Linked DNA regions of Homo sapiens: region 1 is linked to region 2. Evidence: chromatin loops called from intact Hi-C (ENCODE). Cell type or tissue: Caco-2. All regions are shown on one strand.

Evidence for each region. Hi-C counts contacts between places; a loop is a spot of excess contacts. Peaks named below come from ENCODE experiments on the same cell type or tissue, not always from the same donor. Only the 100,000 strongest peaks of a DNase experiment are listed, where the experiment ranks them.
Region 1: a loop joins it to region 2, with 2.9 times the contacts of the local background. A loop is called at or near these places in 1 of 110 quality-filtered maps.

What each region holds. Positions count from the first base shown.
Region 1 is chr2:174,153,810-174,161,809 of GRCh38, forward strand. The region is part of intron 4 of OLA1 (Obg like ATPase 1); the gene reads right to left. Among named protein-coding and RNA genes, the nearest start is that of OLA1, 91 kb to the right of the region's middle. RefSeq lists a silencer at 4,359-4,408. In Caco-2, a CTCF peak has its summit at 4,398 (motif pointing right); a DNase peak (open chromatin) is centred at 4,412.
Region 2 is chr2:174,542,153-174,550,152 of GRCh38, forward strand. LOC124906097 (a long non-coding RNA gene) reads right to left here and starts at 5,871. Exons shown (of 3, transcript XR_007087309.1): 1 at 2,631-5,871. LOC124906096 (a long non-coding RNA gene) reads left to right here. Exons shown (of 4, transcript XR_007087308.1): 2 at 4,235-4,386; 3 at 4,952-5,096; 4 at 5,217-7,927. In Caco-2, a CTCF peak has its summit at 4,953 (motif pointing left); DNase peaks (open chromatin) are centred at 2,779, 4,709, 4,969, 5,989 and 1 weaker place; H3K4me3 peaks cover 1,626 bases.

The DNA of each region.
Region 1 (8,000 bases), 390 kb before region 2:
TTATTCCTTATTATATAACAGATACTTTAAATGTGTAAAAGGCAAAATTAACCAATGTTATTTTGTTTTTGTTTTGAGGTGGGGTCTTGTTCTGTTGCCCAGGCTGGAGTGCAGTGGCACAATCACGACTCATTGCAGCCTTGATCTCCTGGTCTTAAGCCATCCTACTGCCTCAGCCTCCTGAGTAGGTGGAACTACGAGTGCCTGCCACTGAGTCTGGCTAATTTTTTTGTTTGTTTTCAGTAGACATGAGGTCTTGTTATCTCGCCCAGGCTGATCTTGAACTGCTGGGTGGAAGCAATCCTCCCGCCTCAGCTGCCCAAAGTGCTGGGATTACACGTGAGCTGCTGCACTCAGCCAATCAATGCTATTTTGAATTAATATTGAGATTCTGCCCTACTTCCAATATTGAGCTGACTGTTTCTGTTGTATTTACCCTTTGCAATAGCCATCTCGCTATTTTCTTAACTTACAAAACATCACTTAGCCTTCTGCCTGTAGAAATAGCCCTGTATAAACTGACCTTGCCCTCACCCTTCAAACCTTACCATCACCAACTCTCCAGAAATCCTCAGCTCAAGCCAAACTCTTGTGCTGACTCATAAAGGCCAGAAAGTTCCTCATGTTCAACTGTCACTGTATTTTTTTCCCACTGACTTTTTTGGGCCTAAAAGATAAAAAAAAATCCTTTCTTTCTATTACAAATTACATCCGTCCTTAAAATGTACAGTTTAGTTTCCCCATTTACAAGGCAATTCTAGAGGAATTCAGGTCTAAGAGATCTCTACCATACTTGAGTCATAGAGGAGTTGTAGAGACTTGTCTGGAATAAAGTACAGTAAAACTGGTGGTTACATATTTTACCTTAAATATGGCTTCTGAGAAAATCCATTTTTACACCGAAAAAAATGCAAACACAGAAATTAACAAAAACTAGAATTCTGTCTTTATTAGCAATACTGTAAGATATGGATAAAGGGGACATGTGAACCATTCATTATTCAAGAAATAAACTAAACAGCAAATCAGAGCTTAAATTTTTCTAACATTGGCACCCACAATATCCATTTTCAATCAAACTGAATTACTATCAATGCTTTCATTTCTCATCTTTCATGCTGTTACTCATCCCTCTGCTTGGAATATTCTTCCTTCTTACTTCTGCCTTTCAAAAAAACCTTACATATCTTTCATGGCCTTAATGAAATGTCACTGAAATGGTATCTCCATAGCAATATGCCTTCTCTAACCATACCCTCTATTTGAACTGCCACAATAATCTATCCATTCTATTCATCTGACCTATAGCATGTACATCTAGTGTTAGAATATGTGATTCTATGCCTAGTTACCTAAGCTTGGGGATTATGTGTATCTTAAGTGTCTTTCTAGTTCCCACAAGGGCCCTGATCAGAGCTGATGCACAACAGGCCCAAAAAAGGGGTGAGCAAAAATACAAGTGAAGACATGACTGAAGAAGGAATCAATGAATGAAAGAACGCCTCAAGCAGTTATTGGCACTTGAATGAAAAACTGTTAGAGGGAAACTACAGATTCTAGATGAAGCTAAACATGCAGCACAACAGAAAAAGATCAATTTCACAGCACACAATAAGACATTTAGTGAGCATTTCAAAGAAACTAGTGCTAAGCATATCAATCACAAAAATTACTAGAGAAGCAAAGCATAAAACATGGCAAACTACAGACTGCAATAGAAGACACAAGAAATTTCTTGTTATCTCTTCATCCCTGAATTGCTTAACTATTAGTGAAGGACAGACAATTACCTTCTGAAGACTTCTTGGGTGTTTGCATTAGATTACATATTTTAGTAAATACAAACAATTGTTTAAATGTATAAGTCAAACTAAGGAGCGGGAACACATACCTACATACTATAACTAAGACCAATGAATGTAGCAATAAAAAAAGAGAAAAAAGACAGACCGAGAGAGCAGGGATAGATCAGCATGAATCAGGATTAAGGAGGGAAGGTCAGCATAAAGACGAGGACTTTCAGGGACAGATATTTGCAAAGGGACGCAGAGAGTAAAGAAGAAATTCCAGCAGGATGGAAGTATAACAGAAGTGATTAAGGGCACATACTCTGGAATCAGAACATCTGGATTCAAATCTGGATTTCAGACTGACTGATTAGTTGTTGGATGAATTTCTCTATGCCTTAGTTTCCTCTGTAAAATGTACACAATAACAGTACCTACCTCCTAAGACTGTCCTGAAGATTTAGAGTGATAATGTATGTAAACAGCTTAGGACAGGACCTCATACAGAGCAGGCCCTCAATGTATTTAACTATTAAATATATTTATAAATGAAAAGCTAAAGACAAGGTATACCAGGGTTCCTCAACCTTGGCACTACAAACATTTTGGGACAGATAATTATTTGTCGTGAAGGGCTGACCTGTGCATTGTAGGATGTTTAATGGCACCCCCTGGCCTCTATAAACTAGATGCCAGTAACACACACGCACACAAGCACCCCAGCTATAAAGATAAAAAATCTCCAGACATTGCCAACCTACAGTTGAAATGCATTAGTACATACTGAAAGACAAAAATTGTGCTATGTAGTAACCAAAAGATATTACCATAGGTTCAAATGTGTAGATGTCAATTGATGGAAAGGCTCTAACACTGAGCTGAGGAGTTGAAATTTAATTTCTTAGATGAGAAAATTCTATGGAGATTTTCAGAGACGTATTCTTGTGATCTTGCTCATGCTGGCTTGTTTGCTCCCACACTCTTTTTTTTTTTTTTTTTTTTTTTGAGATGGAGTTTTGCTATTGTTGCCCAGGCTGGAGTGCAGTGGCGCCATCTTGGCTCACTGCAACCCCCACCTACCGTGTTCAAGCCATTCTCCTGCCTCAGCCTCCGGAGTAGCTGGGATTACAGGCGCCCACCACCACACCCAGCTGATTTTTGTATTTTTAGTAGAGACAGGGTTTCACCATGTTAGCCAGGCTGGTGTCGAACTCCTAATGTCAGATGATCCACCCACCTCAGCCCTCCAAAGTGCTGGGATTACAGGCATGAGCCACCATGCCCAGCCTGCTACCACACTCTTTAAATGATTCTGTCAATTATGTTGAAGATCTAATAGCTTGGAGAGAGACTGATGGTCACAAAGTAGTTGACTGTTGGGTAGTAGTAACAGAAATGACATCAAAATGGTCAAATCTAAAAAAAAAAAAAAATGAAAGAAAACAAAGTAGAATTTACAAAGTTTTTTGGTCTAGTGGGCAAAAAGAATGATAACAAACTGAGAAGAAATAAAATGTGGCATGTCATCCACTTGGAGGTGTATAAATAGTTAAAAAGATACATATTTTAAGAGACATATTTAACAAATGTTTACTGGATGTTAATCACAAAGAGAATGGTGCCAGGAGCTGGAAGGCAAATTTCTGAGATAAGAAAAAGCGGAACACAACTAGTTTCTGCTTTCAAAAGTGATTACAGCCTAACAGGGGAGACAGATCAGCATATAATAAAAACAAGAAAGTAAACCCAAGATGAAGGGGAACAGGGAAGGAGTCAGTATTCACACAAGTTGATGGAAAAAGACAGCCTTCAAGGTTTCAAATTTGAGCACTGGTGTTATGTAGATGCCATTTAAAAGTTATACTAAGAGTCATGTACAGGTTTTGATGAAAGTATAAACTATTTTTAATCCCATATTTAAGTGTATTTTGATGCTGTGAGAAGAGAGAAAATACTGTCTCTGCTGGAATTTGAAACTAGTGTTTAAATGCTTGGAAAATGTAAACATGGGACAGGTATTAATCAGTCAAGTAAATGCCTGGCTGTTTAAAAAAACTATTTTATAACCTTTATTCATAATGTCAATGGATTTTGACTTCTATCTAATTTTTCTAAGATATAGAAGGGGAAATACAGAAATGTAAGAGGGATGACTCACCAAGAACACCTAGTGTTATAATAGGAAGATGATGGTCTGATTAAATCCACATTACACAATAGAGATCACATTCTTGGGTCCAAATGAAAAGTACTGTGATGGTAGATGCCCTGAAACCAGATAATATACCTCACAAAATACACCATTAAATGCATTAACACACAGTTCTAAAATGAGAGTAGAAACATGTAAGAAAGGATAAGACCTAGGGAGATGAAGGACAAGCAAGCAACCACATCCTTTGGGAGCAGACTGTGTAAGGGAGGCCACTGCATCCTCAATACTTTTCTGATGTAACCCACCTCAACTGGCCCAACAAAATGGGTATGATCTCCCTGAGATCTTTCTAGAATTTCTACTGCAATCTTATAACGTCCTAGTCAGTCTACAAGATCTAGTCCTCACCAGTTAAGCTAGAGCTATCACCACCAGGTGGTGCCAAATCAAAGCCAGTATCAGAATGGATTTGGATGGGCCAGGACCTTGTGACACCCCTTATTCCCCTGTGGTCAGCTGTGCAGGTTCATCCTGTCATTTCATTCACCTAGAAATACAGTGATCGCATATTTTATGCAAATGAAACTTTTGGACCCACACAGCACGTTATGGTACAGAAGGGGTGGTTATTGTATTATATTCTTGGTGGGCGACAGACAGTACAACCGGGCTGTTTTAAGACTAGTTACAAATGAATACATTAAAAAAATTTCTTTCCTGCTTTATGCCATATTTCATTAATATAAACTCAGATACAGTCTTGAAAGTAATCAGAAAATCATAAATAAGAATGCAGTGTACAAAAAGTTCTGACATCATCAAGACTTTAGTTAAATATGAATACATTTAATGCATCAAGGCTCTTACTAAGGAGCCATGATCTTTACGACATGATTTTCCACAAAAGTGAAAGGATATTATCAACGATCCTCCTGCAAAAAGTTCAGTGATCCCATTAGCTCTTTTGTCTACAGAACTATTTTGTCTTTAGAGCAAAAAACAGGGGGACTATTGTAATAAAGTAGAGAAATCTCTCCACCTATTTACCCCTCCAATGTAAAATCAGAACGAAAAAACTATGAATATTTATCTAAAGTCCTCTAAGAATCACCTCAAATTTTACAGTAAAAGACTTCATGGCAAACTTATTCCCCTCCATTTCCATCTAATCCCCCCACCATGGGATTTTAGCACTGCTAATATGTTATACCTGTCAAGATCTGATGACTGTATGTTATGTATTCATCTGAACAGAACCACTACACTTAGTTACAGGCTATCATCAACCAATTCATTCTCTTGCTAAAATCAAGTCATCCAATTACTCCTTGACTAATCAAGGCTGTTTTGGCTTTTTCTTTTTTCAAAAGGTACTCAACAGCATAAACAGTTCACTTACAAGAAATGGAAAGGGGCTAATCAGCAGAATTATTGTTTTGCTGCTACAATTTGCAGTATTTAAATTTAGTTGCTGATTGGACTGAAAGTTTTATGATATAGCATATGAAACTAGTTTAATACAACTGTGAAGCTGTGTAGCTGTATTGTCTTGCCACGGCTATATTGGTCTACTTTGTAGGATAAATAAGTGACTACTTTCTTTAAAATAAGGATATTTTAAAATAATAAGTTTTAGTGTACTTTCCCACATACACTGATTTTATAAACAAAGGTACACAGCTATTCATTCCCCAGTATTGTTTTTAAAGTTAGCACCTGCATGCAACACCATACACATGTGTGTGTTACATGTGTACAAAAAAACCCACAACTGCTTTGGTTTTTCACCTACATTTATTTTGGATTTTAAGCAATAATAAACTAAGGACAGAATTATTATTTAAGAAAATAAGACTTATCTAAATGTTTAAAATAAATACATGTTACTGCTTATATAATAAATAAAATGATTAACATTACTTCTAAAATGGGGAGTATTACAATTATAAGAATAATTCTGGGTGCCATAAACTATAAAGTTATTATCCATCAGTATTGCTATTCCTATCTATATAGAATGTCTGAGAGAACATCCAACAAAATGACTAATGTTGGAACACCAGACTAAAGCCTTGAGTTATATTTATGTTATGTATATATTTATTACAAAGTATTTAAAGAAAATGTTTTTATATGTCACACCTTGATTAAAATCTTCAGAAAATTTTGAAAAGAGATGAGATCCAGTCTTGAGACTGAGATTTATTTACTTCATTAAATACAGCGATATATTAACCAAACTAACAAGTTTTACTTCATAGGAGAAAATAAATTTATAAAATGCTATTATATTAAAATAATTTAACTTTTTAAAACCTTAAACCATAAATAAATTCTTTGTACCTTGAAATAACAATATACATTAATCATCAACAAGAACATACATCTTAGAAAATACAACATACATATAGGATTAAAACAATTTCTGAATTTTTTATACATATGCACATAGAAGTAACATTTCATAGAAGTAATCCTCCATAGGCTTATATTTTGCATACTAAAACCTATCTGGAAATGAAATTCTATACAAAATTGTAAAACTATACTTCCACTAAATGTCTGATACGGTTATTCAACGTATAAACATTTCAGCAAAGTCTTGATTTCAGAAATGCATTAACAAGGCATATAAATGCCAGTACATTTCAAACAAATTATTCTCAATTTTTTAAAAATTGCTACCTTTTAATAATATTTTTGAAAAGAGATTCAACCTGGTTATGCTGAGATTCAAAAAAGCAAATAAATTAAAAACCAAAATAAATGAACAGAGAACTAATATTCTTTAAAGATGAATACTTCCCAGAGTAGGCACACCTGCCAATATATTAAAAATAAGTAAAATCAACTACAAAAGTAATAAATCAAATGCCATGGTAGACTTGACTTCTCGAGACAGCATTTTCAAGCCGTCTTTGTGGCTTTGTTTGGCGCCATGGTCCTTTAAGTTTTGTCTTCATAAAGCCCTAACTAGTTGTAATCATTTGCAGCCTAATTGTGGACATTTATCTGCTTTTCTTATGCATAGAACATAGCTATTAAAGCTGAATGGTGATGGTGTGAAGTATAGGTTAAATTGGGTGAAATTAAAGCAAATTACTCCGGGATGTGGAAATCTGAAAATAGAAACCACCAATGATTTGCAACCCTCTTGATGATCAGCTTCACAGAACCCTAAACGACAAGAAAACTTACATATTTTAAAGTTAACTAGGTTTTTAAAAATAATATGTATAAATGTATTTTTAACTACAGCACCTCTTGGTAATGGTGGAAAGATTATTTGTTTAACTCAGCTGCAACGTTAAAAAGATCATGAGTTTCTATTTTAAATAGTGCAGTTCATTTTTTAAATAAGATTTCCATTTCTTCATATAAATTTTTACCTATAAGAATGCATCCAACTATATCACATACATAGTTAATACAATGCCATATAATATTTTGCTAGCTAAGTTTTAATCCTGAATAAAAGTATAATATGAGACAACATAAGTTATAGTAACAAAAGCAAACTAACAATGTAAACATAAATGTATTATATGCCTATAACTTATATAGGCCTACTTATACACATGCTGTATATAAATATGCATGTGACTAGCATAAAGAAAAATACACAGTGGCCTAGAAATAAATGTAAAACAGTAAAATATAAGAACTTTATTTTCATTTATCTAAAATCTTATTGCTTGACTAACAGATTTGGATAAAGACAATAAAAACATATATTGACCAGGAGCAGTGGTTCACGCCTATAATTAGCCAGGTATGGCAGCACACACCTGTGGTCCTGGCTACTTGGGAAACTGAGATGGGAGGACTGCTTTAGCCCAAGTGTTCGAGGCTGCAGTGAGCTATGATGGCACCACTGCACTCCAGCCTGGGTGACAGACTAAGACTTTGTCTCTTTAAAAAAAAAAAAATACACACACACACACACACACACACACACACACACATAGATAGATAGACACACATACATACATTTGCACCCTGCATATTCTCTTAGGTAACCAAACAAAGTAGTCGAAAAAATGTACTAGACCACATCT
Region 2 (8,000 bases):
AGAATATTTTCTTTCTTCATTTTTGATCACCCCTCAACCCAACCATCAAGTTACACACCCCTTCAGACCCCCTCCTCACACCAACTCTCTCCTTTGTACTGTTTCAACTGATTAGAAAATGATTTACTTGAGGCCGGGTGTGGTGGCTCATGCCTGTAATCCCAGCACTTTGGGAGGCCAAGGCGGGTGGATCACCAGAGGTCAGGAGTTTGAGACCAGCCTGGTCAGTATGGTGAAACCCTGTCTCAACTAAAAATACAAAAAGTAGCCAGGTGTGGTGGCGCATGCCTGTAATCCCAGCTACTCTGGAGGCTAAAGCAGGAGAATCACTTGAACCTGGGAGGTGGAGGTTGCAGTGAGCTGAGATTGCGCCACTGCACTCCAGCCTAGGCAACAAGAGTGAAACTCCATCTCAAAAAAAAAAAAAAAGTAAAGAAAAAGAAAATGGTTACTTGGTTCTAAATTCATTTCACAGATACAGTCTCCATGGGAAATAAACAGAATGCTCATTAACCTTCAGTGTATGTACATAGAGTTTTCTAAGTTCCCACTTACAGCAGCTATTTTTGGCTGTGTCCTGTTTTAAGTGCTGGTAGGGCCTCCTCCCACTATAGGGGCTGATCAGCCACTCACTATTTGAAGCCTGGGTGTTTTCTGGGGAGCTCTTTCTCCTCATCATAATGAGGACACTCTTGTCCTTTGGCCTTCAGGTGATGTATTAGGAAGTTATTAGAGCTGCAGTGGCCCTCTTCTGACCATAGAGGCAAGCTTTAGGATTAAAACCGATGTGCCCAGGATGATGGGTTGAAATGTGGAAAGAGTCTAGGTCCTCAGTAAGACACTGAGTCACTGAATTATTAAATAGGAGAATTGGAATTTGTGAATTTTCTCTCTTGCAACAAAACAGTTCCCGAGTTTCAGACTGAATGTACAAGCTTAGCAAGCAGAGCCAACCTGCAAATGCCCTACCTCCACACTTCTTATTCTAGGGGATTATGAATTTAATCTACTTTAGTTGATTACTTGCAGCTGCAAACAACCAAGCAGACACAGTGATTAAATACAAATAAATCTATTCTATGTTTCTGTTTACTATATATTTAAAGCTTTGATGGAGAGAAGAAGCCAATGGAAACTGACCTTGAGTTTTCCATAAAACTGAACTCTTCCTTGATGACCCTAATAGAGCTAAAACTATGATTGAGATTGCACAAAGCATTGAATCATCAAAAGTAACGTATTATGATGTCATATATTAAATAAACTCAGCTTTTGGTAGGATATAAGTTGAAAAAGCACACAGCAACTTAAAAGTGGAGATGGAGGCTTAGAAACTTCTATGTTGGTGAGAGGAGGTGGAATTAGAATATTTTCCAAGGATTATTCTCAAAGCACATAACTGAGAATTGACTTTGAGTGTTGGCAATAAAGGAAGACTTTTCTCCTATTACGATATGCTAGACATAACATTCTTATTAAAGTAAGGAGGAGAATTGGAGTTTCTGAATCTCCTCCTTTGCAACAAAACAGCTCCCCTGTTTCAAATTGAATGTACAAGATTAGCAAGCAGAGAGATGAAGATTTAAGAAAAAAAGTATGGGCTGGGTGCAGTGGCTTACACCTGTAATCCTAGCACTTTGGGAGGCCGAGGCTGGAGGATGGCTTGAGTCTAGGAGGTCAAGACCAGCCTGGGCAACATAGCAAGACCCTATCTCTACAACAAATACAAAAATTCACCGAGTGTGGTGGCGTGCACCTGTAGTCCTAGGGACTTGGGAGGCTGAAGTGGGAGGATTGCCTGAGTCTGGGAGGTCAAGGCTGCAGTGTGCTGTGATGGTGCCACTGCACTCTAGCTTGGACAACAGAGCGAGACCCTGTCTCAAAAAAAAAAAAAAAAGAAAGAAAAAGAAAAAAAGTATGATGTTCAAAATCTATTTAAGAGGGAGCCATAGAGCTTGAGAAAGCAGAGGATAGCTGATGATCTGCCCTGTTCTTGCTCCTGCTTCTTATATTTTGCATTCCCACATTGTGTTGTATGGAAGCAAAACATCATTGTTTTACTGGTGAGTAGATTGCACCTTTCTCCTTGCAGACAAGGTGGTGACAGCAACCGGTTCCAGGAAGCCCCTGGTAACAACCCTTCTTTGTGTTGTGTGAGGAAGCTATGGCTCATAAGTGACCTCAGCAGATTTCCCACCCACTACGCTGGGTCCCTCAACTCACAGAGACTCATTGTTAAGGGCTTTCACTCTGAACAGCTGCTGGCGCTTGCTGGCTTCATTCACTATGAAGATGGTGATCAAACACCCCAGATTTCAAATAATCTGTCCTATGATCAGACCATGGGTCAGCCCATTTGCCCTGGTGTCTGATTAGGAAAGTATGATCACTGTCACCATAGAACAACGCCTCCCAACTTCTCTACCCACTTGGATGTTTTCCCCACTCACTTCATTGTTTTGGATATCACTTTAGATTGTGGCCCTTCTCTTTCTGCCAGAAGCAAAATTCCCCCATGTGTCTACAGTAGAAATGCCCTCTCTTCAGGGATCATGCCTGAAATTCCATTTCGTCAATTAAAATTAGACAAAGTATGGCAGGAGCCTAGCTCCCTTTGAAAAGCTACCTACCTAATCAGTATTCCAAGTGATTTAAACGTCCATTATCACAATAAAGTTCAAAGCCTTTAAAGATGCATGAAGTGATGCATTCAAGCAGGTGAACATTACTTGTCTTGGAAAAGTCACTGGAGGGTGGAAGGCAGGGTTAGGGTTCAGCTTTTGAGATTAGATAAGAGCAAAGAGCAACTTCAAAACTCCCTGGGGGCAGGCTTGCTGTCACCAGTGGTGGGGCAGGCAGTGGGCTTACTGTTCTCTCTGACACTGTGGCTTGTGTGACCAGGGCACAGAATATGTCAGAATCTTGGGTATCTTCTATGGTACTTAGCCCCGTGAGTCAGATACACCAGAGGTGCTGAGGGGATGCTTGTAGACTCGCTTTTACAGATAACTTTCACGTAGATCTAATGTGTGTGGCACACCAGATCGATGCATTTGCAACCACCTTCCTGGTCCACAGCGTCAAAACATGCCTGAAATGCCAAGAAGAATGTTTGTATTTGAGCATAATTTTTCAGGGAGGCAGTGCTTTGATTTTCCTGATTTTTTTGTGTTTCATTTTTTTAACCTGACTATGTAGCAAGAATATTAGAAATAAAATTTAGGAGAGGATAGACAATCCTTGGGTGTATGGAGACAGGGAATGGCTCCCGGCAGCTGAATAAATAGCATGCATGTATCTGGCTTTCTGGGCCCTACCCAAGCCTTTTTACAACTACCAGGTGTTTTATAGACACATTTTTCTATGAAGTAGTCAAACTGTAAACAGCATGAATCCTGAATGATAATCGTGTCTTAATAATAATAAAAGAAAGAAAATAAGAGACAAGCATCACGATTTTCCCAATTGAAATGTCTTTTGGTTTTGCCTTTGGTGGCACAGGGTCAAGGGTGTGGGGGCATTTGTGTGGCATTCACTATTCTTTCAACCTGTCCTGATTATGGAACCCTTTAAGGTCCGTCCACTTGGAACCACGGTGCTCTGAGAGGACGCTGAACTCACAGCAGCCCACACACAATTCCAGTGATACTACTGCAATGTTTTGTACACAGAATCTTAGGTTTGTTGGGTAAATGTAGCATCATATTTTGTTTTAGCAATTTGTGAACAGTCTTGCTTCTCTTCACACTTATAAGCTCATCAGGCTAAGGATTAAATCGTATGCACCCAAATACCTCTTAGTATACAAACGTCTGCACTCAGTAGCGTTTCTGGCTGAGCAGGTGGAAGAAGGGCCACGTTCGCCAATGTCATGAGGGGCCAGCATCTTTAACCTTCACGCCCACATCACCAGCCTTGCCTTCTTCACAACAGAAATGTTGTCCCACTTCCTTTCCAGGTCTCTCAGATTCATGGTACGAGTTGGAAAGAGACCTGAGAGATTATTTAGGCTAAACGTTTCATTTTATAAATGACAAAATTAGGGTTGAGCAAAATGTGGTGATTTTGTCTGTGCAAAGCCAAGAAAAAAAATTAGAGCCTCTTAAAAGTCATTTTTCCCCTGAAATAAAGTATCTTCATTTCACTGTTAAATATATGTCCTCATGTAGTTGCTATAATCAACCACTTCTCAAGAAAACTCTAAAAGCTGTATTTCCCATATGACACATTTCAGAATATTACATAAGAAGCTCTCACCAAGACACCAAGGTAAAATATATATGACAAGCCAAAGACAGGTGCCATAAAAAAATAAGAAATCTTCAAAGGGGAAAGAAATTCCAAAAGTGGCAACATGACACCACTCATTCTCTGCCTACTTTCGAGGTAAGACGATGTTGAAGTTCTGAGGGGGCTCAGTAAATAACACCTCTCTTCCCCCTCCAGGTCCTGCACAAATTGAAAACATAAAAGGTAGCAGATGGACTCAAATGCCACCTTCATGACTGAGGTGCCAAGCTGGAGGGCAGGAGTTGCCCTCTGGTCCTGGTTTAGGCTGACCTTCTGAACGGGGCCTGAGGGCAGGACCACACGGGCAGGGATCAGAAAGGAGCTGGAGGAGAGCTCAGAAGGGAGGGCGGGCCCAGCTCTCTTGGCGGCCAAGGAAAAAGCCTGGCATGTTAGAGCTGGTGCAGGACTCTCCAGGGTGACCGAGCCACCCAGAAGAGGGAAAAGCCATTCTCCATAACAAAAAGTCAGGACCGGCTGAAAGCCCCTCCCAGCCCTCCACCCTCCTTCGGCGGGGCTTCTTTCTGAGCTTTGCCCCATCCCTGCCCCGTGCTGGTGACTGGTGTTTGGCTCCCTCCTAGAGAAAGAGATGGGCCTGGGTTGGTTGAGAGAGAAAGAGAGAGAAAGGGAGAGACAGAGAGAAGGCTTAGCTCTTGTCCAACAGGGCCACCTAGAGGGACTCTCAGGCTTGAGCGGGAGAAGCAGAGTTTTGAGGCAGAGCTGATCAAGGGAACCTCAACAAACAACCCCAGCCATGGAGGCGGCGGTGTCTTTGAAGACCCCATGAGAGCATCAAACAAGGGAGAGAGGTAACTTTAAATACCACAACCTAGCCCAGGAAGAAAGAATGGGCCCTCTGAGACGATCAATTAATTAAGAGCTTTTCTCCCTTTCTCCCTCCTCCTCCTCCTCCCTCTTCCTGCTTTGAGCCTGGAACAAATCATGGTAGTAAAATGGCGGCAGAGAGCTAGTAATGTGTCTGCAATTGGTGGGTTCTTGGTCGCACTGACTTCAAGAATGAAGCCGCGGACCCTCACGGTGAGTGTTACAATTCTTAAAAGTGGCGTGTCCGGAATTTGTTCCTTCTGATGTTCGGAGTTTCTTCCTTCTGGTGGGTTCGTGGTCTCGCTGGCTCAGGAGTGAAGCTGCAGACCTTCGCAGTGAGCGTTACAGCTCTTAAGGTGGTGTTTCTGGAGTTGTTCGTTCCTTCCGGTGGCTTCATAGTCTCGCTGGCTCAGGAGTGAAGCTGCAGACCTTCGCAGTGAGCGTTACAGCTCTTAAGGTGGTGTTTCTGGAGTTGTTCGTTCCTTCCGGTGGCTTCATAGTCTCGCTGGCTTCAGGAGTGAAGCTGCAGACCTTCCTGGTGAGTGTTACAGCTCTTAAGGCGGTGCGTCTGGAGTTGTTCGTTTCTCCCGGTGGGTTCGTGGTCTCGCTGGCTTTAAGAGTGAAGCTGCAGACCTTCACGGTGAATGTTACAGCTCATAAAGGCAGTGTGGACCTAAAGAGTGAGCAGCAGCAAGATTTATTGCAAAGAGAGGAAGAATAAGGCTTCCACAGTGTGCAAGGGGACCCCAACAGGTTGCCACCGCTGGCTTGGGCAGCCTGCTTTTATTGTCTTATCTGGCCCCACTGACATCCTGCTGATTGGTCCATTTTACAGAGAGCCGAGTGGTCTGTTTTGACAGGGTGCTGATTGGTGCGTTTACAATCCCTGAGCTAGACACAAAGGTTCTCCACCTCCCCACCAGAGTAGCTAGATACAGAATGTTGATTGGTGCATTCACGAACCCTGAGCTAGACAGAGGGTGCTGATTGGTGTGTCTACAAACCTTGAGCTAGATACAGAGTGCCGATTGGTGTATTTACAATCCCTTAGCTAGACATAAGGGTTCTCCAAGTCCCCACCAGAGTAGCTAGATACAGTGTCGATTGGTGCATTCACAAACCGTGAGCTAGACAGAGGGTGCTGATTGGTGTGTTTACAAACCTTGAGCTAGATACAGAGTGCTGATTGGTGTATTTACAATCCCTTAGCTAGACATAAACGTTCTCCAAGTCCCCACCACACTCAGGAGCCCAGCTGGCTTCACCCAGTGGATCATGCACCCAGGCCACAGGTGGAGCTGCCTGCCAGTCCCACGCTGTGCGCCTGCACTCCTCAGCCCTTGGGTGGTCGATGGGACTGGGCACCGTAGAGCAGTGGGCGGCGCTCGTCGGAGAGGCTCTGGCCGCGCAGGAGCCCATGGAGGCCGGTGGGGGAGGCTCAGGCATGGCGGGCTGCAGGTCCCCAGCCCTGCCCGGCGGGAAGGCAGCTAAGGCCCGGGGAGAAATTGACCACAGCAGCTGCTGGCCCAGATGCTAAGCCCCTCACTGCCCGGGGCCGCAGCCGCTCCGAGTGCCGGGCCCGCCAAGCCCACACCCACCCGGAACTGGCACTGGCCCTGGCCCACAAGCACAGTGCGCAGCCCCGGTTCCTGCCCCTGCCTCTCCCTCCTCACCTCCCCGCAAGCTTAGGGAGCCGGCTCCGGCCTTGGCCAGCCCAGAAAGGGGCTCCCACAGTGCAGCGGTGGGCTGAAGGGCTCCTCAAGTGCCGCCAAAGTGGGAGCCCAGGCAGAGGAGGTGCGGAGAGCGAGCCAGGGCTGTGAGGACTGCCAGCACGCTGTCACCTTTCAGTAGGTGGACGACAAGAAAAGATGTCTCCCGCCCCTCTTTACCTGGCTTCCTGGCTGCAGAAGGCCCCACACAGGTGAAGGGAGAAGCTTCAACTTGAAATCTGGTTTTAAGAATTGATTATGGGCCAGGAGCTGTGGCTCACCCCTGTAATCCCAGCACTTTGGGAGGCCGAAGTGGGCGGATCAAGAGGTCAGGAGATTGAGACCATCCTGGCCAACTTGGTGAAACCCTGTCTCTACTAAAAATACAAACAATTAGCCGGGCGTGGTGGCAGGCGCCTGTAGTCCCAGCTACTCGGGAGGCTGAGGCAGGAGAATTGCTTGAACCCGGGACGCGGAGGTTGCAGTGAGCCGAGATAGCGCCACTGCACTCCAGCCTGGGCGACGGAGCGAGACTTCATCTAAAAAAAAAAAAATTGATTATGACACAAAACTAGATATTCTAACTTCTCAGTTGAGACTGTTGGAGACTTAGAGTGACTATAGGACTTTTTATTACTTAAGAGTGATTAAAACGAGTTGTAAGATTATGGAGATTTTCATTCTGGAGCAAGAGAAGAACTTTTCCCCTATTGAGTAATCTGAAAAGGACAGCGGGAATCAAAAACAAGGTTGCTTTCTCCTTTGAATATATTGTTTTCTTCTTCAAATCTAAAAATCTGTTGATTTCATGTTTTCCCTTTTATTTCTCTAACCCACTGAAATGTGATTGCTTCTGGTATCCCTAAGTTTATCAAGCATACTACTAAACCAGCATTTGGGACATTAAGAACACTGGACACTCCAACTAACCAGGGGCTGAATCCTACTGACTGCACTCGCTATGTTTTGTCCAGGTGGCACGGTGCCTGGGAAGCAACTGCAGGGCTGTTCCTCCAGCAGTTTATGAACTCAAGAAGTAAAATGAGAGGAGAACCCAGGGGGCACCAGGCTGCTGCCTCTTGGTTTTGGTTCAAAAAAAAAGAAAAGAAGAACAATGATAAATGTATTACAGTCAGTAACCGTTTCTGATTTACACTCAAGGTGGTCTTGCTATGATCT